Linked DNA regions of Homo sapiens: region 1 is linked to region 2. A link is a loop called in an ENCODE intact Hi-C map of the cell type or tissue named here. Cell type or tissue: PC-3. All regions are shown on one strand. Links, peaks and the distances in the headings refer to the core of each region. The heading gives the core; the rest is flanking DNA.

The links. Hi-C counts contacts between places; a loop is a spot of excess contacts. Peaks named below come from ENCODE experiments on the same cell type or tissue, not always from the same donor. Only the 100,000 strongest peaks of a DNase experiment are listed, where the experiment ranks them.
Region 1: it touches region 2 in a loop (6-fold over the local background); 4 of 110 quality-filtered maps call a loop at or near these places.

Annotation. Positions count from the first base shown.
Region 1 is chr10:93,598,761-93,610,929 of GRCh38, forward strand. It overlaps RBP4 (retinol binding protein 4), which reads right to left and starts at 2,475. Exons shown (of 6, transcript NM_006744.4): 1 at 2,411-2,475; 2 at 2,158-2,286; 3 at 1,907-2,043; 4 at 1,633-1,739. The coding sequence starts at 2,268. In PC-3, for the core only: no CTCF peak of the experiment used is centred there; no DNase peak of the experiment used is centred there; H3K4me3 peaks cover 726 bases.
Region 2 is chr10:93,541,087-93,557,341 of GRCh38, forward strand. LOC105378436 (a long non-coding RNA gene) reads left to right here and starts at 15,393. Exons shown (of 3, transcript XR_946212.2): 1 at 15,393-16,042. RefSeq lists a silencer at 1,032-1,121 and an enhancer at 15,125-15,625. In PC-3, for the core only: no CTCF peak of the experiment used is centred there; a DNase peak (open chromatin) is centred at 7,835; H3K27ac peaks cover 1,978 bases.

The DNA.
Region 1 (12,169 bases), core at 1-8,000, 54 kb after region 2:
ATCTCAAAATGCTATAGAACATATGTGTTTCCTCTTTCTAAAAATTAATAATCTTGTACCTCTGGTATTGATTTTTGTAATCCATTATCAGAAAAGTATATTTTACTCTAAATAAATCACTTTGGGATGTTTTGCTGCACTATTTGAAATAATTTTTATTATTTCCAAGGATAATAAATAAAAATAAAGCTTCTAAGCTTTTTCTCTACCAGGTATGGTGGCTCATACTTGTAATCCCAGCACTTTGGAAGGCCGAGATGGGAGGATGGCTTGAGCCCAGGAGATCAAGACCAGCTTGGGCAAGCTGGGGAGACCCTGACTCCACAAAAAATACAAAAATTAGCCAGGCATGCTGGCCCATGCCTGTAGTTCCAGCTACTCAGGAGGCTGAGGTGGTAGGATGGCTTGAGCCCAGGAGGTTGAGGCTGCAGTGAGCCATGATGGCGCCACTGCACTCCAGCCTGGGTGACAGTGAGACCCTGTCTCTAAAAAAAAAATAATAATAAATTAAAATTAAAAATTAAATAAAATTTAAAAATGCAATTTCATCCAACACACAACTTTAGAGGAAGTCCAAGAGGGTGGTGTGCCATATATGGAGAGCAAAGGGTTACAATAAAGGACACTTCTACCCTGGATCACCGAGCAGAGAGAGTCTCCCTGAACAACCCTTGGTCCTATCTCACAGAAGAGCTCAAACAATACTTTGCAAAAGCTGGTCTGGATTAGGAGTCCCTGCAGTTCAGGGCCACCTGATCCTGGCCTGAGATTTGGAAGCCTGGCTTCTGACATTGGCTCTAACAAACTTGTTGCATGTCCTTGGGCAAAGTTCTCTTGGCCTCAGTTTATTCATCTACATATTGAACCCCCTCCAAAAGGTTAACTCTCCCTCTCTAAGATTCCATGATATGTGTCCCCTGGCCTGCATTATTCTCTAGCTACCAAGTAGATTCCTGATTTGAAACTTAGGATAAATGGGGAAAAAAATGGGAAAAAGAGCATGTAGACACTGTTTTCTCATGATTAGGCCAAATTTTAGGATGTTCTTCTACAAGTCCTCAACATCACTCCCCTCCACATCTGATTTTCACAGCTTAGTGGAAAGGGAAGAGGCCACAGCCACAGCACACTGTGCCTGGCTCAGAATCTCAGCATCAGCAGGCCAGGCACTTGGGAGGCATCCACCCCTATGCACAGTGTTCCCTCCGTCCTTGGATAGGGCTCTCTCGGCCTCTGTGGGAGCCCCAGATAGTCAAGCTGTCTCAGGGATTCAGCCCAAAGAGACGGAGGAAATGCAGAGCTAGGTGGAGTGGTGATGTGAAAGACAGGAGGAGAAAGCATGGAGAAAGCACACACCTTGGCACAGTGGCTGGTGGGGAAAATGACACCTGACAAACCGAAAGGTCCTTTTGAGCTTAGGCCAGGTTTCTTGAGCTGAGGTTTGGGGAGGGGGTAGGTAGCTGCTCCCAATCTTGTTCCCCTAACCTCAGGTGGTGCTGCGGGTTCCTGACACTTCCAGACCTTTCCGCAGGCCATTCTTCCTAAGGGTAGGTACCTCTGGAGAAGAAACCCAGCGATTTGGCCCGGTAGGCGCCCCATTCCCAAGACAGTCCCACAGAGCTGACTACTCACTTCCTTTCTGGAGAAAGGAGGCTACGCCCCAGTACTTCATCTTGAACTTGGCAGGGTCCTCGGTGTCTGTGAAGGTGCCCACCATGTCTGCGCACACGTCCCAGTTACTGCAAAAGCCAAGGGGATCCTCAGCCAAGCCGGGCAAAGGGCTTCCTCCCTCCCTCCACCCATTCGGTGCTCCCTTCCCTTCACAATGCCCACGTGGCGATCAGCAGGCAGGGCCCTTGGGGAACCCTGGAGCGCAAAGGGCGCAGCTGCCCCGGCGGCCACTGACTTCAAAAGACGGACTCGGCCCTTGGCTGTGGCGCTCATCTGGCCGGTCTCGTCCACGGAGAACTCCGCGACGATGTTGTCCTGCAGAAAGAGGCCCTCGGGGTCCTTCTTGGCCATGGCGTACCAGGTCCCAGAGAACTGTGAGAAGGATGACAGCAGGGGTTTGGCGTCCGGGGGCGCACGGCGGGCCGCGGGGAGGGCGGGGATGGGGTGGGGACCTGGGCCGCCTGGGCCCCCTGGGCCGATACCTACGCGAGCCTTGTCGAAGTTCTCCTTGACTCGGAAGCTGCTCACTCGGCAGTCGCGCTCCGCGCGGCCGCTGCCCAGCGCCGCCAACAGCAAGAGCGCCCACACCCACTTCATCTTGCCCAGGAATCCGCCCTGCGGGAGACGCGCCTCCGTCAGTGCCCGGCAGCCGACCCCCGCCGCCGTATCCCACCTCACCCCACCCCACCCCACCCCGGCCCATCCCGCCGCCGGCCCCGAGGCCCCGGCCGCGACTCACCACCGGGAGGGGAACCGCGCGCAAGCCTGGCCGCCGAGTCCGGGCGCGCGTGGAGCGAGGGAGGCGAGCGCGCCGCGGCCGCCCCGCTGCTTTATAGCGCCGGGGGGAGGGGGTCGCGCTTTCGTAACCGCGCGGGGTGAAAGACCGAAGGGGAGGCGCCGGGGGCACTTGCATAACGCGCCCTGACTCACCGGAGCCCGGGCACGGGCAGGGTCCCTGTGGGCCGGCCTCACCTCCAGGACAGCCTCGGGCACAGTGGAGCGGCCGCGCGGGGTGGCCTCGGCCAGGCCAAATGCGCCAGCGGCCCTGGCTCAGTTACCCTGCACTCGTGCCAGCGGCCGCCAGCTGCGGTCTAGGGTGGCCTCCGGGGCCAGTGGCTCTGGCAGGAGGCTCGAGTCAACCTGGCGGGAAGACCGTGGCCTCACAGAGCGAGAGCGGACCCGCGAGGCTCCCTGGTGCGTGAGTGCCCAGGCCCTGGCCATGCCAAATTGGCGCCTCCGTCTGCCTTCTGAGGTCCACTTGTGCAGGAATTTTGGAATAATTCATCCAAGTAGTTTTTCATTTTATAAAGGATGTATTTTACTCTCTTTCAGGAGCGTTGTGGTGCCCTCTGGTCAATATTTGTTCTTTAGTTTCAACATCTTTAAAAGCGTTAAAACCCTCCCTGTTAAATATTCTCCAGAAACGCAACCCTGGTCAGGACAGGAAATATTTTAGCAGCCTCGGTGGTCGCCTGCTTACTCCGTGGCACTTCCCTGAAACCACTTTGAAAAACACCTACCGATTGTTTATGATGCAATTTTATTTCAAACCCATGTTGGAATTTTCATTTATTTTCAAAACAGCTAAGGTCGGTTGTTTTGTTGGCTGGGGAGTAGACAAAGGAGAGAAGAGTAAACAACATTCTATAACTTCAGTAGCCAATTGAATCAAAACAGTGTGACTAGTTTAGGTATTTTCCTGTGTGATGGCACAATTTACTGACCCTGTTTTTCTCTTTCTGTTCGAAGTTAGAGTTCCACTCGTTTGATCAAAGCAGCCAATCAAAGGATGAGAATGACGGAATGAGAATTCATGATGTGGCAAAGAAGTATCTCTTCTTGAGATTCTTTCCATACAATATCGATTGTGTCTCCATGGCCTAAATTGGAAAGATTCGAGATCAATTTGGGCCATTTTGCTGCAGCCCGACCTGAAATAAGAGGAGATCGGGGAAGAGGAAGGTGGCTGCCAAACAGAAATAAGGAGTTGATTGGTTCTCAGACCAATCCTTTATCTATAGGGCATTAGGGCTAATTCTGAGCATCCTGAAAAGATGACATCTGTGGCTTCCTTCCCCCCTGCTTCTCCATCTTTTTCCCACCTTCCCCTTCACTCTTGCACCCATTTGAGTCCCAGCAGTGTCTGGGGAGCCAACGGTGATGCATTTAACTCCTAACCGCCGCAGAGCTAGGAAAGCCTGTTTCTGGACAACAAGCTGACTAGGAAATCTTCTGATTGGGCCAGTTTTATAGAAGACTGTGTAATCCCAAACAGCTCAAATAAGTTCTGCTTCAGATCGTCTCCTGCAGGACCCTATGGGGTATATATCTATGCACCCTGGGTGGGAAAGGATTTTAGGGCACCTCTCTATCTCCTGCCCAATACTTGGATCCCCTCTTCGGCATTCCAGAGGAGAGGTCTTCCAGTTTTTGCTCCAGGTTCTTTAGTGATAGAGAGCTCCTAGCTTAGCCCAGTTGCCTTTGGACAGTTATTCCTGCCAGAAACGTTCTCCTAATACCCCCTGGCCTTGCAGCCATTTCTCCTAGAACACATTCTGGTGGCCCTTGCACACACTGTAGGTTGAATAATGAAGGGTATTTCAGTTCATTTCGATGATGGTTTTGATGCAGCAACAAGTTTTCATTTATTTGTTGGGTGTTTAAAGGTTGTTTCAGAGTAAAAATTTGAGGTGAAAAAAGAAAAAAGAAAGTTGGTGTAACCATTCCTCTGCCCCTCCTCTTTTAATGATAAATCATGGACCTTAGTGCTCCAGATACCAGCAGAGGAAAACAGTTTACTTTGGCATTCTTTCTAGGATTTCTTCATGATTACAAATAAGTTAATTCAGGTCAACTGATGTTCTTAACTTCAGTACTTTGGAAAAAATCCTCATACATTAACTTTTCAAATATGTGTATATGTAAAGTCAAAAGGAAAAATGTTCATAGTGAATATCTCTGTGAGATAGGATTAGGGACGCTGAAAGATTTTTTCTTTGCGCCTTTTTGTATTTTTAAAATTTTCTATGATGAAAACGTGAATCAGAAAATAAAGCAAATATTTCCTTTACAAATATTTTTCTTGCTCCTTTTCCTGTAGGTAAAATTATGTTTTAAATTACATCTTATAGATCGTATATAATGTACACAAAATTTCATTCATTTCCTTGCCATGCTTCATGGAGAGACAGACCATGTTTCTTTCATTCATCTTTGTACCTGTCCCCATTCTCCCCACTTTTCCACTGGGTATATCAAGAGACTTGTTCATAGTAGGTGCTTAATCAATAGATATAATTTCTTTTACTGAAATTAGTCACTCTATGCAAACTCCATAAAACATTTATTTTTAAAGACCTGTTCAGAGTTCACCCTTTCTAATATATAATTCCTCAGGATTTAGTACTTGTAGCACAGGTGGCTACTTGGCCTTTCACCAGAAAATTTGCAGTCCCCTTCCATGTTGTAAAGTTGGGGACTACCAGTCTGCCAGCCCCTGCCTTCCCCGTCCCCACTTCCCGAAGCTCTGTAAGGCCACGAGCCTTCTGGCCAGCGGAAGGGGCTGTGTCACTCCCAGGCAGAGCTCAGAAAAGCTGCCCGTTCAATTGTTCACATCCTCTCTTTTCTTCTCTTATCTGCCAGGGTCCCCACTGGTGACTGACTTTATGTGAATGAGAGATGAGCTTCCACTGGATGAAGCTACTGAGATTTGAGAGGTTACCTGTAACAGAAGTTGCTGTTACCTTAACCTTCACAGCATCAAACACATCACTAACTCCTAAAAAAGACTGAAAAGGGTTTTACCATAACTCACAGAACTAATGCAAGACATTTGTGTCCTTACCCTCATGAAAATTAAGCACTAGCAACCAGCTCCATTTTATACAAAGTAACATTTATACCCACATCTGGACCGAGGCCAAGAAAAATGAAAAACAAGGAAGTGGAGCAGCATTTATCTTCTGACTGCATTTAAAAGATGTCAAAATAATTGGTTGAAAAATGGAAAGGTTAGTCAGTCCATGTTTTCAGGTACAAAGAGATAAATTAATTTTTTCAATACGGTGTTCTCAGTGGTTGCAGTCATCAGACCATCACATCAATTTGGATAAAAATAATATGGTTTTCACCAACCAAATTGTCTCTGAGATACCTGGTTATACCCCCAATTAAGTGCAGGCACAGGGCTTTCATGAGAGCAAATGTGCAGATGGAAGGGTCCTGTGCAGTTGGCTGCCAGATGTGCCTGAAATTCCTACCTACAGGGGGTCCTTTCCATGATGGGTAATTATAGGAACAGATAATCTGGCTAAGGTGGAACTGAAGAGTGGGTTCAGTATAATAATGTGAAATACACTTAATTAGCCCAGGATATTGTTGATTTCTGTGTTGGTGCTTCTACCTCGTAGGCATATGTTTTGGCTATTGTATAAGCATAACTTCCTGTAGAAGTCATTAACTGCAGCAAAAAAATTTAACAATGATGGAATTAGAAATTACGCGTGCTCATTTATGTAGAGTACTACTGAAAACTTGTTTAAGCAGAAAGTTTAAGGAAGTTAAATCATTCTTTGTGGATTTTTAAAAAGATTGTCTGGAATTTTTATTTCACTCTTGTATTAGTATTTAACATTTTATGATATTTGTCTAGATTTCAAAATCTTCAAAGAAAGAGTCTTTGTATATCTCCCTCTAGCATCAAGTACGAAGTCTAGTTCACCTCATGTGCACATTTTTTAATTGAGCCATATTTAAACTGGTAGTTTTAGAGTAGGTTACTATCACTTGCTGGCTATGACCTTGGGCAAGCTAACTTAATTTCTGTGTGCCTCAGTTTCTCACCTGTAAAATGATAATGGTACCTACCTTATAAGATTGTAAAAATTAAATGAGATAGGCCAGTCACGGTGGCTCACTCCTGTAATCCCAGCACTTTGGGAGGCTGAGGTGGGAGGATCACCTGAGGTCGGTAGTTCAAGACCAGCCTGACCAACATGGAGAAACCCCGTCTCTACTAAAAATACAAAATTAGCTGGGCATGGTGGCGCATGCCTGTAATCCCAGCTACTTGGGAGGCTGAGGCAGGAGAATCACTTGAACCCGGGAGGTGGAGGTTGTGGTGAGCGGAGATCATGCCATTGCACTCCAGCCTGGGCAACAAGAGTGAAACTTTGTCTCAAAAAAACGCCCCAAAAATTAAATAAGATAATATATGTAAGGATCTTAGGAGGGTACCTGTCACAGAGTATATATTTTGTATGTTATCTATTCTTATTATCCTTTTATTATTACCAGGTGGTTTACATTTCTTAAAAAAATTCTATGTAAATGCAGTGGAGTTTTCACATTGACTTAGTTATCATTTCAGAGTTTATCTAAATAAATTTGTCATTAAAAAATATTAGCACCTAAGATTTTGACTTTTTCCTTCATTTTCTCCATCAGTTAATATTCTATCCAAAAAAAACAAACAACAAATCTATGCTTTGAATGAAACAGAAGCACTGAGGTAAAAATTAAACAGTGAAGTCAACATTTTGTCATGTTAAAAATTTATTCTAAGTGATCTGTTTGGTAAGTTTAAATTTTAAGATATGTCATTTTCCATCCTATTTAATAAATGGTGCTGGGAAAATTGGCTAAATATATGCAGAAGAATGAAACTTGACCCCTACCTCTCACCAGCTACAAAAACTGACTCAAGATGGATTAAAGACTTAAATGTAAGACTTCAAACTATAAAAATCCTAGAAGAAAACCTAGGAAACACTCTTCTGAACATCAGCCTAGGCAAAGAATTTATGACTAAGTCCTCAAAAGAAAACACGACAAAAACAAAAATTGACACGTGGGACCTAATTAAACTAAAGAGCTTCTGCACAGCAAAAGACACTATCAACAGAGTAAACAGACACTCTACGAAATGGGAGAAAATATTAGCAAACTATGCATCTGACAAAGGACTAATATCTAGAATCTATAAAAAACAAATCAACAAGAAGAAAACAAATTACCCCATTAAAAAGTGGGCAAAGGACAGGGACAGGTATTTCTCAAAAGAAGACATACAAGCAGCCAACAAACATATGAAAAAATGTTCAACATCACTAATCATTAGAGAAATGCAAATCAAAACCTTTCGCACCAGACAGTATGGCTGTTATTAAAAAGTCAAAAAATAGCAGATGTTGGTAAGGTTGTGGAGAAAAAGGAACACTCATATGCTGTTGGTGGGATTGTAAATTGGTTCAGTCCCTCCGGAAAACAGTGTTGAGATTTCTCAAAGAACTAACAATAGAACTCCCATTTGACCCAGCAATCCCATTACTGGGTGTCTATCCAGTAGAAACCCAAAAGAAAATAGATCATGCTACCTAAAAGACACCTGCACTCACAAGTTTATCACAGCACTATTCACAATAGCAAAGACATGGAATCAACCCAGGTGCCCATCAGCGGTGAACTGGGTAAAGAAAATGTGGTACATATGCACCAATGGAATACTATGCAGCCATACAAAAAACAAAATCATGTCCTATGCAGCAACATGGATGCAGCTGGAGGCCATTATCCTAAGTGAATTAATGCAGGAACAGAAAACCAAATACCACATGTTCTTACTTATAAGTGAGAGCTAAACATTGAGTATACATGGACACAATGATGGGAACAATAGGCACTGGGGCCTCCACAAGGACAAAGGAAAGGGTTGAAAAACTACGTATTGAGTACTATGCTCCCTATCTGGGTGATGGGTTCAACTGAAGCTCAAACCTCAGCATCATGCAATATACCCATATAAAAACCTACACGTGTACCACCTGAATCAGACATTTTAAAAAATAAAATATGTTATTTTCTGAAATTGATTTTGTTTTTTTCAGTGCCTAGTAGCAGACAGCCAATAAGAGACACAAAGATCTTGCTAACACTGGCAAGAAGCTCTGCAAAGAACTATCCCAAGAGGAAGAGCTATGGAAATCACAGGACTTCATCAAGAACAAGAAAGAAAGAAAAGGCTATTGGTGTGTGTGCTAAAAGGAGGCTTCTAATATTACCCATTTAAAAATCTTTGATAAAATGTCATTTGTCTTAGTTCAGGTGGCTATAACAAAGTGTCATAGAAGGAGTGGCTCATAGTTCTGGAAGCTGGAGGTCTGAGGTCAGGGTGCCAGCATGGTCAGGTTCAGTGATGGCCATCTTCCTCTTCCAGGTCACAGACAGCCATCTTCTCCTGGTATCCTCACATGGAAGAAAGAGGGCTGGAGAGCTCTCTGGGGGCCCTTTAATAAGGGCACTAATACCACTTGTGAGGGTTCCATCCTCATGACCTAGTCACATCCTGAAGGCCATACCGTCTAATACCATCACATTAGAGGTTAGGATTTCAACAGATGAGTTTTAGGGGAATACAAACGTTCAGTCCATAACTTCGCTCAACACTCAAAGTAGTTAACAGTGACCCCTTCTCTTGTGTGCTTTTTCTAACTAATCAATTGCCTCGTCCTGTCAATTGTCATGACACATTTGCTGGATTGTGTCTCACATTTGTCCTTTTCTTTTTCATTCCCAAGCAACTTCACCCATAGACTGCAGAGATAACCTCAAAATCTTTGTTTATGAATGACTTAATTTCTTTATTACATAAAGTATATATGTTCATTGTAGATGCTTTACAAAAATCAGGTAAGCAAAAAAGAAGAAAAAAATTAATGTCTTGAATCCCACCACTTTGAAATAACTTTTTTTTTCTGAGATAGGTTCTTGTTCAGTCGCCCAGGTTGGAGTGCGGTGGTGCGATCACAGCTCCCTGCAGCCTCTACCTCCTGATCTCAAGCCATCCCCCCATCTCAGTCCCAGTCTCAGCTGAGACTACAGGCATGTGCCACCAAGCCCAGCTAATTTTTGTAATTTTTTGTAGGGCGGGGTTTCACCATGTTGCCTAGGCTGCTGTCAGACTCCTGAGTTCAAGTAATTTGCCTGTCTCGGCCTCCCAAAGTGCTGGGATTATAGGCATGAGCCACTGTGTCCTGCCTTGAAATAATTTCACTTAATATTTTGGTATATATACCTCTGTCTGTGCATATTAATGGAATTATGCTGCAATACTGTTTGTAATTAACTGCATATCATAAATATTTTTTCATGTCAATAGACTTTAACAATATTATTAGGTTGGTACAAAAGTAATTGCGGTTTTTGCCACTAAAAGTAATGGGGAAAATCGCTATTATTTTTGTACCAACCTAATAGCTGCGTAGCTTTCTATTTTACAGATCTAATACCATTTATTTACTCAACCTCCTACTATTAAGTGTCTAGGCTATTTCTGATCTTTTACTTTTATACCCACACTCATGGTAAGCACCCTTGCAACTATATTAATCACATACATTCTTAATTATTTCTCTAAGATGAATTCATAAAAGCAGAATTGTGGGGTCAAAGCCTATACACATTTTTAGGTTGTTTGATAATAAGCCAAATGCAATAAAGTATCTTAATCTGTATCCCAATGTCCAGTATTCTGTTTTCCTCCAACTTATCTTCCTCCTTAAGTTTGTAAAGAAGAACACTAATAATGTTGCCTCCCACTTCAAAAATTGTCCAGGATTCAAAATCCTCAGTCTAGGCTTTGAAGCCCTTCTAATCTGGGCCCGGCCCACCTTTTCAGGGTCACCTCTCACTGTCCTCCCTGTATTACCCTACACCCCATGCTATTGCTTCTGAACACTCTTGATTTCTACCCTGTCTTCAGCCACACTAGATATGATCCCTTTCGTGAACTCCGATAGCCATGTACATGTGCCTCACTTCCAGCATTAATTGTATTCTGTTCTATGTCTCATGGGCTTTTTACGCACTAGTCTTACCTCCCTTCCCACACCACAAGTGCTTGTAATGCTGGGACCACCCCCTGAGTCCCCGACAGTAGAAGTGTAACTGTCAGAATTGTCTTGGTGATGCTGCAGTAACAACAACCCTCAGGTCTCCGAGGCTGAAAACAAGACAAGTTTATTTCTCATCATGCTACATGTCCATCTCGGGTCATCCAGGGGCCTCTGTTACATGACATCCTCACTCTGGGATTCAGGGGCCCTTTCATCTGAAACTGATGTGGCAGCAGAGGGAACAGAGACCTGGAGAGCCTCCCGTTGGCAATTAATTGTTCCTGTCTGAAAGTGATATTTCTGCCCACAAACCATTTGTTAAAATCAGTCACATGGCTGTACCAGAGGGAGGAAGAGTAATCTTCCCATGTAACTGGGAGAAGGAAACAATCATATAATATAAGGGGAACTTGAAGTCTCTATCACAATAGCTAGAATGGTGCCTTGCTTGTAACAGACAATCAATAGACAAATGTTGAAAGAATGAACAAATGAGGCCAGGTGAAGTGGCTCACACCTGTAATCCCAGCACTTTGGGAGGCCAAGGAGGGCAGATTACCTAAAGAGTTCGAGACCAGCCTGGCCAACATGGTGAAACCTTGTCTCTACTAAAAATACAAAAAAATTAGCCAGGTATGGTGGCATGCACCTGTAATCCCAGCTACTCCGGAGGCTGAGGCAAGAGATTCGCTTGAACCCGGGAGGCGGAGGTTGCAGTAAGCCAAGATCGCGCCTGGGCAATAGAGGGAGACTCCATCTCAAAAAAACAAAAAAGAAAGAAAGAATGAACAAATGAATGAATCTCTAACTAGTTATAAAAACAAAAGAATGCTGACTATAATAGGATGTTTCTTTTTCAAATTAATATTCACTTTTATAAGATTATGAAAGATGGGCCGGGCACGGTGGCTCATACCTGTAATCCCAGCACTTTGGGAGGCCGAGGCGGGTGGATCACGAGGTCAGGAGATCAAGATCATCCTGGCTAACACAGTGAAACCCCGTCTCTACTAAAAATACAAAAAATTAGCCGGGCATGGTGGCAGGAGCCTGTAGTCCCAGCTACTCGGGAGGCTGAGGCAGGAGAATGGCATGAACCCAGGAGGCAGAGGTTGCAGTGAGCCGAGATCGCACCACTGCACTCTAGCCTGGGCAATAGAGCAAGACTCTGTCTCAAAAAAAAAAAAAAAAAGATTATGAAAGTTGAACATATATGGGCATTTTGTTTTTTCTTTTTCTATTAAGTATAAGTCTGTATATGAAATGCAAATATGTGTTTTTCCCTCTCTGTTTCAAGAGGGAAGGATGAAACCAGGAAATCGTGAGCACACCACATACTTACAGGAGAAGTAGGAACTGTACCATGAGTCACACAAAATAACTAGGTAAAAAAGAGTGTCCAAAATTGTTAGATAAGGAAGATGGTCCCATAGGAGGGGTGACTCAGTTGACTCAACTCTCTCCTGGGAAATACACTTCTGCATTATCCTATTTATAATAACAGGGTGTTATGAAGTAAATAGTCACCCAAAGAGGAACCTCCTGAGAGTAGAGTTGAGTGTGACATAGGACAGTCCAAGAAAATATGTGCACCTGACAAGGTGCTT
Region 2 (16,255 bases), core at 3,211-11,210:
TTCATGTCCTTTGCAGGGACATAGATGAAGCTGGAAACCATCATTCTCAGCAAACTATCACAAGATCAGAAAACCAAACATCGCATGTTCTCACTCATAAGTGGTAGTTGAACAATGAGAACACATGGACACAGGGAGGGGAACACCACACACCGGGGCCTGTTGAGGGTGGGGGGCTACGGGAGGGATAGCATTAGGAGAAATACCTAATGTAGGTGACGGGTTGATGGCTGCAGCAAATCACCATGGCACCTGCATACCTATGTAACAAAACTGCAGGTTTTGCAGGTTTTGCACATGTAACCCAGAACTTAAAGTATAAAAAAAAAAAGAAAAAGAAAAAGAAAAAAAGAAACCATCCTGTACACCATTTAGAGGACTTAAAAACACAACTGATCCTCAGAAGAAACACAACTAGAAGCACTGTTGGTACTGAGACTAAAGAAATCCATTCCTCCACTGGGCCTCCACAGAGAAGAAACCATGTGGTGTAGTGGTCGATGTTCTCCACAGCAGTCCTGTCGTAAACACAGCAGTCAGTCCCACTTCACTGATTTTTTTTTTTCTTTTTTGAGACGGAGTTTCACTCTTGTCGCCCAGGCTGGAGTGCAATGGTGCGATCTCAGCTCACTGCAATCTCCGCCTCCCGGGTTCAGGCCATTCTCCTGCCTCAGCCTCCCGAGTAACTGGAATTATAGGCACCCGCCACCACGCCTGGCTAATTTTTTGTATTTTTAGTAGAGACAGGGTTTCACCATGTTGCCCAGGCTTGTCTCGAACTCCTGATCTCGTGATCCACCCTCCTCGGCCTCCCAAAGTCCTGGAGATTACAGGCGTGGGCCACAGCGCCAGACCCCACTGATTTCTTAATACCTTTCCACATAGGCAAGAAACCTCAGTACCAGAGGCTACTCCATAATTCTCAATGTCCAGTTACATCCAGCAGTTCTCTGCTGTTCTGGCTTATCCCAGAATAAATTTCAGGGTGAAGGGAGCCCCCTCTAACGCCCCCTCTGACGGGGGCCTGACAGGTTAAGGACCATGAGTCAGGCTGGCCACTGACGATCGCAGAGGCTGGAAATGCATGCTTTCACCCAAAGGGGGCGCAGCTGCTCAGCGCCAGCTGATGTCCCAGGGCGCTCTGAGTCCAGTGTAACTGATCTTTTTAGATTTTCCAAGAGAAATCTGGAATTTTGTTTGTTTGTTTGTTGGAATTTTAAAATATGAAATCTAATAAAAGTTTTAACACTGTGGGACAAACTCATTTTTCGGTTCGTAACGTTTGTTTGGAGCATCTGAATGGGGCAAAAGAAGAGTGATTCGCTCAGGCTGGGGTGGGAGGAAAACCAAGGAAGGTTCTTGGTTCCCTCCCGAGTCTTACGCCGGAGGTCTCCCCACGTCCAGTTCAATTAAAGAGTGCTGATGTCAATGACACCGTGAACACCACCCTCCCTGACCCTCCCCTTCCACCTGCCATCTGGCTTCTTTCCTGGCTACACTTCTTGGACAGAGAGCTGGCTGGCTGCCAGCATTTCCTGGCTACCCTCTGCTCCCCTAATCAGACAACCGAGGGAGTGTCAGGGCTGGAAAGGAACTGTGAGATCATCTACTCCAGTGTCTTTTGTCCAGGAAATCCCTCACTCATGGAGCTTGTTGAAAACGGTGGTTCTTTGGCTTCCCCCAAATCTCCTAAATCAGAACATCTGGAAGAAGCTGCATTTTTAACAAGCTCTCCAAAGCATCTCCAAAACATCTGATGCATTACTAAGATTGGAAACCTCTGATCTCATTTAACCCTGATGAAATGGAGTCCCAGAGAGGAAAGTGACTTTTCCAAGATCACAGAGCAGATTTGCAGGAGAGGGAAGGAGGCCCAGGCTCCCGAAGGCAATGGTTGTTAGGGCCCCTACCATCTGGGCTTGTATGACACAATTCCAGCAACTTCGTTCTTTCCAAGCCCCCCAGTGCTTCGTCTTCCTAAGGCAAACCTAGCGGTTTATTGGCTTGATTCCCTTCTTCTTTGTCCTCTGTGCTGTGCTCTCTGCTTTTGAATCTAATTATTTTTGGCCTTGATGGTTGAGTAGGAAATATTAGCAAGACATCCAAGGGGCGTCCTCTCTGCCATCCTGCCTGCAGATGGTAACACTGCAAATAAGTGGTAACACCCAAATAAGGGTGAAAGATCAAGACCAAGCTAGGGGTTTTTGTAGAGTGCATAGACAGAATCCAGAGAGATGACAAAGAAAGGAGTAGAGAGGACTGAGCCCTGGGGACTGTCCCATGATCCAGAAGTAGATAGGAGCACTCAGAATCACATTCATGTTGTGTCACCCAAATCAAGCAACCATAGAAAGAAGGAATGGTACGCCCCGAGGAGAAAGAGTTAGCACCTGATTATGGCCTTCACCTCCTCGCCCGCCAGGTTCACTAGATTGATTTCACCCCAGGAGCGGCACATCTCCTACTAAAACGTTTTAATAGGTATTACAGGTAAATTTGCTGAAGAAATCTTATCCCTTTCAGGTGATGTATCAAGCACTGATCTCGTCACTTGCTTCAGCAAATATTTAAACCATTTGCAACAAGCAAGGTGCCGTGCAAGGCTCTAGAGATGGAGAGAAGAGTAAAGCAGAGATCGTCTTCAGCAGAGCCATGGCCAGGCCGACATCAATGCAGATCAATGGCAGCACAATGAGGTAAATGCCACATTAAAGTCACCCCAAGGATGAGAGGACAGGCTTTCCAAACAAGGCCATGACTGAGCTAGGTTTAAGAAAACAAATGCTATTTCAGTACTAGTAGTATTTGTTCCTGGACTTAGGTTGCAAGTAAGTCATTAGGCAGAGCTTAAAGAAAAATATGCCTTGTATTTTATTGGTCACTTTTTGATGTCAAAGGATGAGGCTGTAGAGGAAGGGCAGTAGATCAATCCAGTTTCTGATACAGTGAAGGGCGTTGCTTCATATTCTACTAACTTGATGTTGAGAGTCACTTAGCTTCAAAAATACAGTAAGTAAATTATTTTGAATGCTGAACTATCAGAGGAGATAGTAAACAAAGGTTTTTGTTTTTGTTTTTTAGTTTTTTGTTTGTTTTTCGAGACATGGTCTCACTCTGCTGCCCAAACTGGAGTGCAGTGGTGTAATCTTAGCTCACTGCATCCTCAAACTCCTGGACACAAGTGATCCTCCCACTCAGCCTCCTGAATAGCTGGGACTACAAGCAGGTGCCACTGTGTGCCCAACTAATTTTTTTTTTTGAAATGGACTCTCTTTTTTTTTTTTTTTTTTTTTGAGACGGAGTCTCACTCTGTCGCCCAGGCTGGAGTGCAGTGGTGGGATCTCGGCTCACTGCAAGCTCCGCCTCCCGGGTTCACACCATTCTCCTGCCTCAGCCTCCCAAGTAGCTGGGACTACAGGCGCCCGCCACTACGCCCGGCTAATTTTTTTGTATTTTTAGTAAAGACGGGGTTCACCACGTTGGTCAGGCTGGTCTCGAACTCCTGACCTCATTATCCATCCTCCTCAGCCTCCCAAAGTGCTGGGATTACAGATGTGAGCCACTGCGCCCGACTGCTAATTTTATATTATTTGTAGTGACAAGGTCTGGTTTTGTTGCCCAGGCTGGTCTCAAACTCCTGGGTTCAAGCGATCCCCTGCCTCCCAAATGCTTGGATTACAGGCATGGCCTCTAAACTAAAGGTTTTAATGAAGGAGAAGAAAAGCCTTGGGGGAAAAATGCTATTATTCTGTTTGATTCACAAATTATGCATAATGGCACATGTGCTACCTTGCATGGATTATGAAGGCAAGCATTTTCACTTCAGTTTTGTAAGGTAGAGGTAAGGGGCAGGAGAAGCTGATAATAGAGGATTAAGAAAAAAACTTGTAGAGTATATTATTATCAGCATAAACTTAGCAATCTGTTAATTAAATTTTGATCTGTTAAATGAGTTTAACAATATGTTGCATATATGCCACAGTAGTAATTTCTTCCCTTGAAGGAGTGAACTTTACGGAAGTGATTCTGTTTATTGGCACTCAAAAGAGAAGCACCTCAAATTAAAAAAAATTTTTTTTGTAGAGACGAGGTCTCATTATGATGCCCAGTCTGGTCTTGAACTCGCGGGCTCATGCAATCCTCCCACCGCCTCAGCCTCCCGAAGTGTTAGGATTACAGGTGTAAGCCACCACACCCAGCCCAATCAATTTAAATTTTTTCTTTTGTTTTACTGCTTGTTTTACATCATGTTACTGTGCAAAGAGCTTTGAAAAGGGAACTACCAGACCTGGAATCAAATTCTGGTTCTGACTTTGAGCCAGTCTCTTAAATTCTGTACAAATTTTAGTTTCCTCAACTCCAAAATAGGAATATTAATGCCTATCCCATAACATCCCAGGATGTTATCCAGGTTGGGCACGGTGACTTACACCTGTAATCCCAACACTTTGGGAGGCTAAGGCAGGTGGATAACCTGAGATCAGGAGTTCAAGACCAGCCTGGCCAACATGGTGAAACCCAGTCTCTACAAAAATACAAAAATTAGCCAGGCATGGTGGCAGGTGCCTGTAATCCCAGCTACTCAGGAGGCTGAGGCAGGAGAATCATTTGAACCCAGGAGGTGGAGGCTGCAGTGAGTCAAGATTGCACCACTGCATTCCAGCCTGAGCAACAAAGTGAGATTCCATCTCAAAAACAGGAAAGAAAATCAAAATCCAGTATTCCAGGGGCTCCTGTGTATTAAGTGTTTTTAGTATCCCAGGTGATATGTTAAACACTTCATAAGTGTCATGTCATTTTATTCTCACAGTAACACTATATGGGAGTTTCTATAATGGTTCCATTATACAGATGAGAAAGCTATGTTTAGAGAGCTTGTCCAAGGTCAGACAGCAAAAAGGGTGGCAAGTCAGAATGTGAACCCAAGTGTGTCTGCCTCTAGAGGCTGAGCTATCAAACCCTACGTTATGTGGCCACTCTTCTATCACCCTAAAGCCAGAAAATGTATGTGAAAGCACATTGCAGATGGCAAATACTGTCCCAGATTATTTTCATTTTTCAGCAATGACTGTAGTGTGGACGGAGCTGGAGAGAATGTGAGAGAAGAAAGTGACATGACCTGCCCCCAGAACTGCCATTCATTTTACTTGTCCATTATCACCATCTGTCATCCTCACCTGAAACTAGTATCAACGCAGGTGCATTCAAATGCAAATAACAGAAAAGACTTACACCATCACGACATTTATTGTCTTTTTAAAAAGAAGTATGGAATCAGATGCTCGCAGTTTAGATCAGCAATTTCACAAGGTTAGGGCTCTGGACTCTCATCTCTATCACTCTGCCCAAGTTCACATCTCTACTGCTACAGTTCCAAGCCTCACATTCTAATAAGATTTTTCTTCAAAACCAAGAAGACACCTTGCCACGGTCATGAATGAGCACTCCTAATATGTTTCTTTTGTTTTATTGGAAAGTCCATTCTTTGGAAATGGAAATATTTATAAGGAAACTCCACAGCACATGTCCCTTACATGTTATTGACTAGAAATGGATATATATTGTATTAGGATGGGCCAGGCTAGGCTTTGGTAAGAAGTAAGCCCTGAAATCTCAGTGGCTGAACACAATGGAGGTTTATTTCTTGCTCGCCTGACAATCTTTGTGTGCTGGTGGCCCCCTTTCATCTTGTAGCCTCCACCATCACTGCAGCAGGGGAAGAGAGAGATGGAAATGGTGCACCGGTTTTTGGGTTTTAGTTTTTTTTTTTTTTTTTTTTAACACGGAGTTTCACTCTTACTGCCTAGGCTGGAGTGCAATGGCGCAATATTGGCTCACTGCAACCTCCACCTCCCGGGTTCAAACAATTCTCCTGTCTCAGCCTCCTGAGTAGCTGGGATTACAGGCACATGCCACCACGCCCGGCTATTTTTTTTTTTTTTTGTATTTTTAGTAGAGATGGGGTTTCATCACATTGGTCAGGCTGGTCTCGAACTCCTGACCTCAGGTGATCCACCTGTCTCTGCCTCCCAGAGTGCTGGGATTACAGGCGTGAGCCACCACGCCCGGCCTTTGTGCACCGGTTTTTAACTGCCCCAGATGGGAAGGGCTGCATCTCTGCTCACATTCCTATTAGTCAGAACTTGGCCCCATGGCCTCACCTACTGCAGAGGTGGCTGGGAAGGGCAATTGACCCAGGAAAGGAAACAGCAAGATGAACACATTGTATTGTGTGCCGCACACTGCCACCCCCACATGTCAGGGAAGGAGGGTCTTGGGAAGGCTGCTGGGTGGGTGACTGCCACTCCACCTCACTTCCACTTACTCCCCAACCAGGCCAGCAAGTCTGGTCACAGATGTGGCAGGGGAGGCTCCCCTTCTGTGGGTTTCCATGGCCTTGAAGGAAATAAAAATATTTCTCCCTAAAATATTGAGGATTGTTAAATTAAAGACCCTTAAAACATGGGAACACTCTACCTCACCCTCTACTTGCCTGATGGCAGGACATAAATCCTTCCAAACTGGATGTGTGGGTGAATGGGCAGCTGGATGGATGAGTGGGCAGGTAGATAAGTGGGTGGATGGATGGGTGGGTGGATAATTGGGTGGATAGATGGGTGGGTAGGTGGATAGATGGGTGGAGGGTTCAATAGGTAGATGAATGGATGTGTGGGTGGGTGAATGTGTGGGTTGGTGAGTAGATGGATTGATGGATGGATGGATGGGTAGATGGGCAGGTGGATGGGTTGGTGGATGGATGGGTGGGTGGGTTAATGAATGGGTTTGTGGGTGGATGGATCAATGGATCTTCCATACTACTTATGCACCCAGAGAAGGCACCAGCAGATACCAGAGGAATCTGGAAGCAGATTTTACAATCTTTCCACATTTTCCCTACCTTTTAAAAAGGGAACTGCTCTCTCTCTTGTCTTGTCACTATGTAGGATTTATGGCTCTTTCTTAAAATACTATTTAAGCAAGGCCACTGCCTTGAGAGAGAAATACTTTTTTTTTTTTTTTTGAGACAGGGTCTCACTCCCAGGCTGGAGTGCAGTGACACAATCAAGGCTCACTGCAGCCTCAAGCTCCTGGACTCAAATGATCCTCCCACCTCAGCCTCTCAAGTAGCTGGGACTACAGGTGTGCACCGCCACGTCTGGCTAATTTTTGTGTTTTTTGTAGAGACAGGGTTTTGCCATATTGCCCAGGCTGGTTTCAAACTCTAGGGCTCAAGGAATCCTACCTCCTCGGCCTCTTGAAGTGTTAGGATTACAGGTGTGAGCCACTGTGCCTGGTGGAAAGGAATACTTTTAAAACTGAGGCCTCTTTCACATAATGGGTACATCACACATTAATAAACTTCTGCTTGTTTTTCTTTTGTTAATCCGACTTTTGTTTTCAGGAGAGTGACTCAACTAAGAAGCTAAAAAGAGAAATTCCTCTCTGCAGCCTCCCTCTTCCCCAACCCTTCTCTCTCAGTATTAGTCTTTCACTGGCCTGCCACCCTCTCCCCAACCCTGACCCTAACACACTGTAGACTTCTTAAGGTCACAGGTTGTCTTCCCTTCCCATCTCTCACAGCTACACTAGGATCTGGCCCATTGTAGGTGCGCAGCAGATGGTTTTAGAGCAAGTGAAAGAGGGTCTTTTTGAAACAATGGTTTCAATCATTTGTGTCTGAGAGCTGCCTGGCTTTTTATCTTTTGAATTTCTGGTAGAATCATTGAGGAAAGAGAAGTATGATTCAACCCTTAAACAAACATGGATACACAAGATGCCATAATGCAGACTTCAAAAATGTGGCCATAAATAAAGTAAATATTTGGTCAATGACATCAACCTATGTAAAACATTTCTTTAAGGAAACTGACTTAGAATCCCACTTAAAATACCTTAAAAGACCTGGCTTTACTCAAGACTACATTTCCCAGATTGAAAGTATTGAGCCGGGCACAGTGCCTCACGCCGTAATCCCAGTACTTTGGAAGGGCGAGGCGGGCAGATCACCTGAGGTTGGGAGTTCGAGACCAGTCTGACCAACATGGAGAAACCCCATTTCTACTAAAAATACAAAAAATTAGCCAGGCATGGTGTCACATGCATGTAATCCCAGCTACTTGGGAGGCTGAGGCAGGAGAATCACCCGACCGGGAGGTGGAGTTTGCTGTGAGCTGAGATCGCTCCACTGCACTCCAGCCTGGGCAACAAGAGCAAAACTCTGTCTCAAAAAAAAAAGTGTTGAGTGCCTTGCATGCCCAGAGAAGGTACCACAGGGATGGTGGCTGAGGCAATGGGTAAAAATTACAGGGTAGTTAGATATATACTCTTTAAGAAATTTAATTTAATTAAGGAAGCCAAATAAGAGAGATGCTTTATCAGCAGGGATTATCATCACTATTATAGTTGTTTGTTTGTTTGTTTGTTTGTTTGAGATGGAGTCTCACTCTGTCACCCAGGCTGGAGTGCAGTGGTGCCATTACTTCGACAAAACCGCAATTACTTTTGCACCAACCCATAGCAGGTGTCTTGCTAATCCGTCACTGTGTAACAACACACCCCAAAGCCTAGTGGCTTAAAGCAAAAATGTATGACTACCTCTCATGGTTCTGTGGATTGATGGGGCTCAGCTGGGTGGCTTCCTCTCCGAGTCTCTCAGCAATTTCTTCAGATAGTCTTAAGGCCTAGTTTTAGAAGTCACACAGCACCACTTTGACTGCCATCTTTTATTTATTTATTTATTTATTTATTTATTTTTGAGACGGAGTCTCACTGTTGTTGCCCAGGCTGGAGTGCAATGGCACAGTCTCCACTCACCGCAACCTCCGACTTCTGGGTTCAAGTGATTCTCCTGCCTCAGCCTCCCAAGTAGCTGGGATTACAGGCACCCACCACCATGCCCAGCTGATTTTTTTTTTTTTTTTTTGTATTTTTAGTAGAGACGGGGTTTCTCCGTGTTGGTCAGGCTAGTCTCGAACTCCTGACTTCAGGTGATCCACCCGCCTCGGCCTCCCAAAGTGCTGGGATTACTGGTGTGAGCCACCATGCCCAGCCTTTATTTACTTATTTTTGAGACGGAGTTTCACTTTTGTTTCCCAGACTGGAGTGCAATGGCGCCATCTTGGCTCAGTGCAACCTCTGCCTCCCAGGTTCAAGCGATTCTCCTGCTTCAGCCTCCCGAGTAGCTGGGATTACAGGCGCGTGCCATCATGCCTGGCTAATTTTTGTATTTTTTGTAGAGACGGGGTTTCACCATATCGGCCAGGCTTATCTTGAACTACTGACCTGAGGTGATCCGCCCGCCTCAGCCTCCCAAAGTGCTGGCCCAGCCACTGCATTCTGTTATTTAAAAACAGGGCACAGGACCAGCCTTGCTTTAAGAGGAGAAGACAACACACAAGGGGATGAATACCAGGAAACATCCTTCACTGGGAGCCATTGTGGAGACTACCACAGTGGAGCAAGCTGAATGAGCAAACACAAGGCATCTCTTGTGTGTGCTGAGGACCATGCCTCTTGAAAGGGCTTTCACATCCATTTTCATTTGATCACAGGTATGTGAGCTAGGCAAGCCCGTGTCAGGACTAGATTTCCTTTTATTTTTTTTTCAATTCTCAGAACATTCTGGATATAGATCTCTATTTTATACATATAGACGCTGTAGCTCAGCAAAATTGAGTAGATTATCAAAAGTCACATGGCTTCTAAATGTGGGTGTGGAATGTGAACTTTGGTCTTCCGATTTAGCCCTGCAAACTATAGAATTTTCCAAGCCACCAACGCTCAGAACTTTTTGACACCTTGAACAAACCAGGAAGGAGACAAGAGTCTCCACCTGCAAAAAGTAATCAAGGGGAAGCAGCCACAGATCTAAATTTGAAAAGAAAAAGGTTATCACAATTGTTAGAGTTTTACAACATGGTCATACCTACTATAATTGGTGATGGGGAATGGATACGTGGCCACTGCTCATGAGAGTGTGATTTGGTGCAAACTTTCCAGAAGTGCAATAGATATTAAAGCCTTAGTTTTGCAAAATTTGTAAGCTAGGAGAAAGTTAGCCAGGCCTTAGAGCCTCCTTCCTGCATGGGTTGTAGAAAGACAGGACATGGGGCTTGCACTCAGAAGCTGCTCAACTAAGGCTGGTTATTTGTCTAGGGAGTCAGGAATCTGATGAGGCCAGGCCAGGGGCCTCTGAGGCTGAACAAAACATTAGCACAGGAGGAGCAAAAGTTAAGCACACACACACACTCATGCATGCACACACATATGCACATGAACCCAATCCAAAATTTCATATCTAGAAAATTTTCTAGATTGGGTAGATTTTTGCTAACAGGGAAAAATTACAAATAGTTAAATAGCTAACAAGAAGTATTTTGTTAAACAATGGGAAACTATTCTGCCATTAAATTGAAGTAGTAGAAAACTATTTAGTGCCACATGAAAGACTGCAATATTATTGATGGGGAAAAAGCAGATTTTGAAAGAGCATTGTAATATTATCATATTTTTTTTTTCAAAAATATACATGTGGGCATATACACAGAAGAGATAAGAAAGAAAGAATACCAAAATGCTAATAATAGTTATTTAAGGATGGTGAGACTATGGGTGATTTTTTCTTTTTCTTTTTCTTTTCTGAGACAGAGTCTTGCACTGTCGCCTGGGCTGGAGTGCAATGGCACGATCTCTGCTCACTGCAACCTCTGCCTCCCGGGTTCAAGCGATTCTCCTGCCTCAGCCTCCCAAGAAGCTGGGATTACAGGCGCCCGCCACCATGCCTGGCTAATTTTTTGTATTTTTAGTAGAGACGAGGTTTCACTGTGTTGGCCAGGCTGGTCTCGAACTCCTGACCTCATGATCCACCCACCTCAGCCTCCCAAAGTGCTGGGATTGCAGGCGTGAGCCACTGCGCCCAGCCTTTTCTTTTTCTTTTATTTCACTTTTCTTTCTTTTTCTTCTCTATATTTTCAAATTGCTTATAGGATGTGTTGCTTTCATAATGAGTTTTTGAAAAAGAAAATAAGAATGGGAATTATATTTTCTATGGGAAAATATAGAGAATTTTAAGCTGATTTCAACCAACCAATGGAAAATATACAAATGAATAATATAGTACTGTGTATCTGACTTTTCAAAGTGCTTTCGAATTCAAGGTCTAATTTGATTTCTGTAATAACTCAGTGACGGAGACTGGACAGGTATTATTATTTCTATTTTGCAAATGGGACAAGTGAGCCTCTAACCAGCCAATTAGTGACAAAACCAGGACGAGATCCAGATCTCCTGGGCCATTCATGGACCTCAGATGAAATCACACCTGGCTTTGAATTTGGACAGCTTACTTTCTATGCAACTTAATCTGTTGGGGACCCCCTGTTTTAGCCCACCCAGAATCCCTTGTCCCATCTTTTGGTCTCAGCACCCTGACTTTTCTTATGAACCTGCCCTTCCTCTGTCGGTCCAGATTCCTGATGGGCATGAGACCCCACCCTGCCTACAAGAGCCACCCTTGGGAAGTGTGAGGATAGTGCTGGAAGAGTCTGCTGAGCTGGTAGGAAGTGGGCAAGAGCTGCTATGGCCTCTTTGCCTCCACTAGGGGATGGATGGGCTTCCTGAAACAAACCCAATTCAGAGAAAAGAGTCAGAGGTGAGGACAGGTGCCCAAATAAGTTGTTGTTGTTTGCATCCCTGGATCCAGATGTGCCTAAAGCTAAAGTCACTGCCTGGATTTTTTGCTTATCCAGGCCAGTGCATTTCTTTTTTTCTTTCTTTTTCTTTTCCTCCTCCTCCCTTTTATCCTCCTTCTCTCCTTTCTTCTCCTCCATTTCTGTTTGTTTTATTTGAGTTGGATTCCTGTTAGTTGTAACCCAACGTCTCCCGATCATTATATTCTTCTGCCTCAGTCTTCTCACCTGTAAAATGGGGATGATAATAATAACAATGTTCTTCTTCTGCACAGGATTGTTGTGAGACTTAGCTGAGTCACCACAAGTAAGGTGCTTGTTACATAGTGAGAGGTCAGTAAATGTTACCTATTAAGGAGTTGGAAAAAGCTGAATTCAGAGAATTTTATCTCCCTGCTGGGGGCGGTGGCTCACACCTGTAATCTCAGCAATTTGGGAGGCTGAGGCAGGTGGATCATCTGAGGTCAGGAGTTCAAGACCAGCCTGGTCAACGTGGTGAAACCCCGTCTCTACTAAAAATACAAAAAATTAGCCAGGCATGGTGGCACGCGCCTATAATCCCAGCTACTCAGGAGGCTGAGGCAGGAGAATCACTTGAACCTGAGAGGCGGAGGTTGAAGTGAGCCAAGATTGCACCATTGCATTCCAGCCTGGGCCACAGAGCGAGACTGTCTCAAAAAAAAAAAAAGAAAAAGAAAAAAAGAAAAAAGAAAGTTTTATTTCCCCTCCCCCGCAAAAAAGAAAGAGATTTCTCCATGCATCAAAATATGAGGAATAGATTCCTATAATGCAAATTATGAGAAAAGAGAAAGCACTGTGTCAGTCAGTTCACCAGGGAGTCATTATTCCAGAATTTATGGCCTAGGAGTCACTGACCTCACCTCACGCCTCTGTCTTTCTCTCTTTCTCTCACTCTCTTGCTTGTGTGTGTGTGTGTGTGTGTGTGTGTATGTGTGTGTTTCACAGGAATTGCGAGAGAGGAGGAGAAAGGGGAGATGAAGTGGTTGGCTGGACAGAAATGGCTGGTTTTGCAATGCAGTTTGGGGAGAGGAAAAGTAAACTGGGAGAAAGTTATCCAGGCCTTAGAGCGTCCTTCCTGCATGGGTTGTAGAAAGAGAGGACATGGGGCTTGCCATTCGGAAGCTGCTCAGCTAAGTCTGGTTATTTGTCTGGGGAGTCAGGAGTCTAATGAAGCCAGGCCAGAGGCCTCTAAGGCTGAACAAAACATTAGCACAGGAGGAGCAACAGTTACACACACACACACACACACACACACACACACACCCATTCTGGCTGGATTAAACAGAAAAAGGTATAATGTAATTCACAGGCTCTCCGATGGGAGGGCCAGAGAATTGACCGTGAAGACTTCCCAGCCTGGAACGATGTCACATGATGAAGGCTGCTCCAGTGGAACACTCAGTGTCACCACACTACAGCACAGACACCATGCCTGGCTTGCACCACTGGTTCTGGATGTGAGATCCTAGAAGCCTCTTGATTGTGCCCTAAACTCTTGCCCATAAATGGATTCTGTGAAACCCTAGCTTGTCCTCTCCTGCAAAGGCAAGTCTCTCACGGTATGTCTGGTGGTCTAAGCTTAGGGTACATGCCTTGGTGCAAGGGAGATGGGAAAGCCAGTGTTGACCTTTCCCTTGGGGAGGCAGGACTCATACTGTGGGAAATTTGCAAGTCACCTGATAGAGTTCAAAAGGACAACCATCAAGTCTGATATATATCCCCACAATAGCATTGCTATATTGGGTGTGTGTGTGTGTGTGTATGTATGAAATAGACAAATGATCTATATCTCAAGGTCCACTTTCCAGGATGGTTTCATCCTTAAAAATCCAAAGAACCATCATTCAAGCTGCCACCAGGAGCAGGGAGCCCAGTTCCCTCATTTGGGTGTCACTCAATACCTCTGAGTCCAGACAACTGTTCCAAGCTCCAGGTACCGTCTGGTCACCCCTTCTCCTTGTGGCTCTGCTTGTTCAGGTCAGCATTGCCCCCATATGTGGGCCCAGGTCCCTTTCTCCCCTTACCCCCGAAATGAAAAGCTGACACACTCTTCAGAGATGTACCAGGCTCATGGATGGATGGACGGATGGATGGGCGTATAGGTGGATGAGGGGGTGGGTGGATGGACACCAGAGGTTTGAGGACAATGGTCACTGTAGCCAATGACACCAGGGGGCAGTGCGGAGCAGCTTTTCAAGGCCTAACTCCCTACACTCTTCCATCAGACCTGGCTGGCAGGGCTTGGAGAGCTCATTTTGTTCAACATTTTCATTTGTGAGGAAGTTGTTGAGGCCCAAGACAGGAATGGCTGTGTCAGTAGCGCACAGCAGCTGAGCTGGCTCTTGATGCGGCTCCAGCACCCTCTGCATTACAGTATTTACATAAGCCCACCTTCCCAGGCTCGGAGGGCCCCCACGCTGCCAAGCCTCCGTCAGCTATCAGTGATTCTGGAGCCCTTCCTAGGAGTCTCATCGGTTGCCGGCTGCTGAACTCAATCAGCATAGAGGAAACAGACAGTCAGAGTTCAGGGCGTTGGCCAGGCTGAGTCATTGTCTTCGCCCCTCCGAAGGGCTGCATGTTAGGGCCCTCACTGGACACCCCTTCCCTAGCCATGTCTTTTCTCTCCTTTTGGAATCCAGATCACCTGGAGGTCATATTTCCCAGGAAAGGAAGGACCCCACGCTGAGAACACATCTTACAATAAATGATCCCTCTCTTCTCAAAATTTACGTCTGTGTTACATCCCCTTTAGCCCTGCTTTTTAATTTCCACTGCCTGTTTCTTTGGGGGCAGTGGGGGTGGAGTGGGGGAGTACCAGGGTGGTGATGGCCCCTCCCACCCCCACCCCTATCCTTATCCATCTTTACAGCAGGCTCCTGAGGACCACGACTTAGATAGCAGAGACATCAAGAGGCTCACTAAACCTCAAATTTCCATTTTCGTTCATTCATCTATTTAATTATTCAACTATTGAAAATATTTTAAGCCCCTCCTATGTGTCAGATGCTAAAAAAAGTCACAAACTTACACTTCTTAAGCCCTTACTACACTAAAGGTGTGACATTTAGTATATTATCTTACACAAGCCAATGAAGGAAGTATTTTATTTATTTATTTATTTTTATTTTTTTGAGACGGAGTCTTGCTCTGTCACCCAGGCTGAAGTGCAGTAGCACAATCTCAGCTCACTGCAACCTCCACCTCCTGGGTTCAAGCGATTCTCCTGCCTCAGCCTCCTGAGTAGCTGGGATTACAGGTACCTGCCACCCATATCATTCAATTCACAAGCATTTTAATGACTGTGTAGTATTCTACTGAAGACATATAACTGATTTACCTCCCCCTTACTGTTGACCTTATATCTATTGTAGAAGTGGTTTAGTGTTTCAGTGTTTAATATTTTCTTTCTTTCTTTGTTTCTTTTTTTTTTTTTTGAGACAGAGTCTCGCTCTGTCGCCCAGGCTGGAGTGCAGTGGTGTCATCTCGGCTCACTGCAACCTCCGCCTCCTGGGTTCAAGCTATTCTCCCTGCCTCATACTCCCGAGTAGCTGGGATTACAGGTGCCCACCACCACGCCCAGCTAATTTTTGCCATGGTGACCAGGCTGGTCTCGAACTCCTGACCTTGAGTGATCCACCTGCCTCAGCCTCCCAAAGTGCTGGGATTACAGGCGTGAGCCACCGTGCCCAGCCTTGAAGGATGCATTGTTATTTTCGTTTTACAAATGAAGAAACAGAGATCTAGAGAAGTGATGTCACTTGCCCAAGAGTGCACAGCCAGTGAGCTACAGGACAGGAATCAAACCCAGGAGGCCACACCCAAGTATCAGACATTTCCTGCAAGTGTTCAATTGTGAGGCTTGCTCTTCCCCTTCAGCTGCACCCCACAGGCAGCGCCAGAGTGCTGAAGCATGCAGCCCCAAGCAAGGGCCAATGGGTGAGCAGGAGTGGCAGAGGCCAGGTTCTGGCCACTGAAGTGTGTTGTAGCTTTGGGACTTTCGGAGTGGAATTCCAGAATGTTCCATCAGGTTCCATTCTTCAGTGATGCATGGTTGCAAAGCTGCAGCTCAGGGAAGAGCCCCTCCAAGGTCACTGAGTTGAGAATCGAGAACCTGAGTCTGCTCCACTGGGGCTAACGAGCCATGTAAGCGGGACCATCTCCCTTTGCTGCACGGGGGCCACCTGCTGCCTCCTCTGTGAAACGGGAGAGCATACCACCTGCCCTGGAGAGCTGTCCTCGAGATGAGATAAAAGCATGGATATAAAAGGGTCTGGAAATTTGGAGGTCTTTGCTTGTATGAATATGTGTCCTTATTATCGCCATGTGACGGGCTGGTGAGTCTTGACTGAGTTTCTCTGGAGATTGAAGCAGTAGTCAAGTTTTTAACATAGGATTTTTTGTTTTGTTTTGTTTGTTTGTTTTTAATGACTGCCACACATACTCTGTCCTAAAAGAAAGAGAAGTTTAACAACAGCAAAATAAGCAGGACATAATCTTGCAAGTAAAAATGGATGTGGTTAGCCTTGGGGAAAACTACACAGTTGACA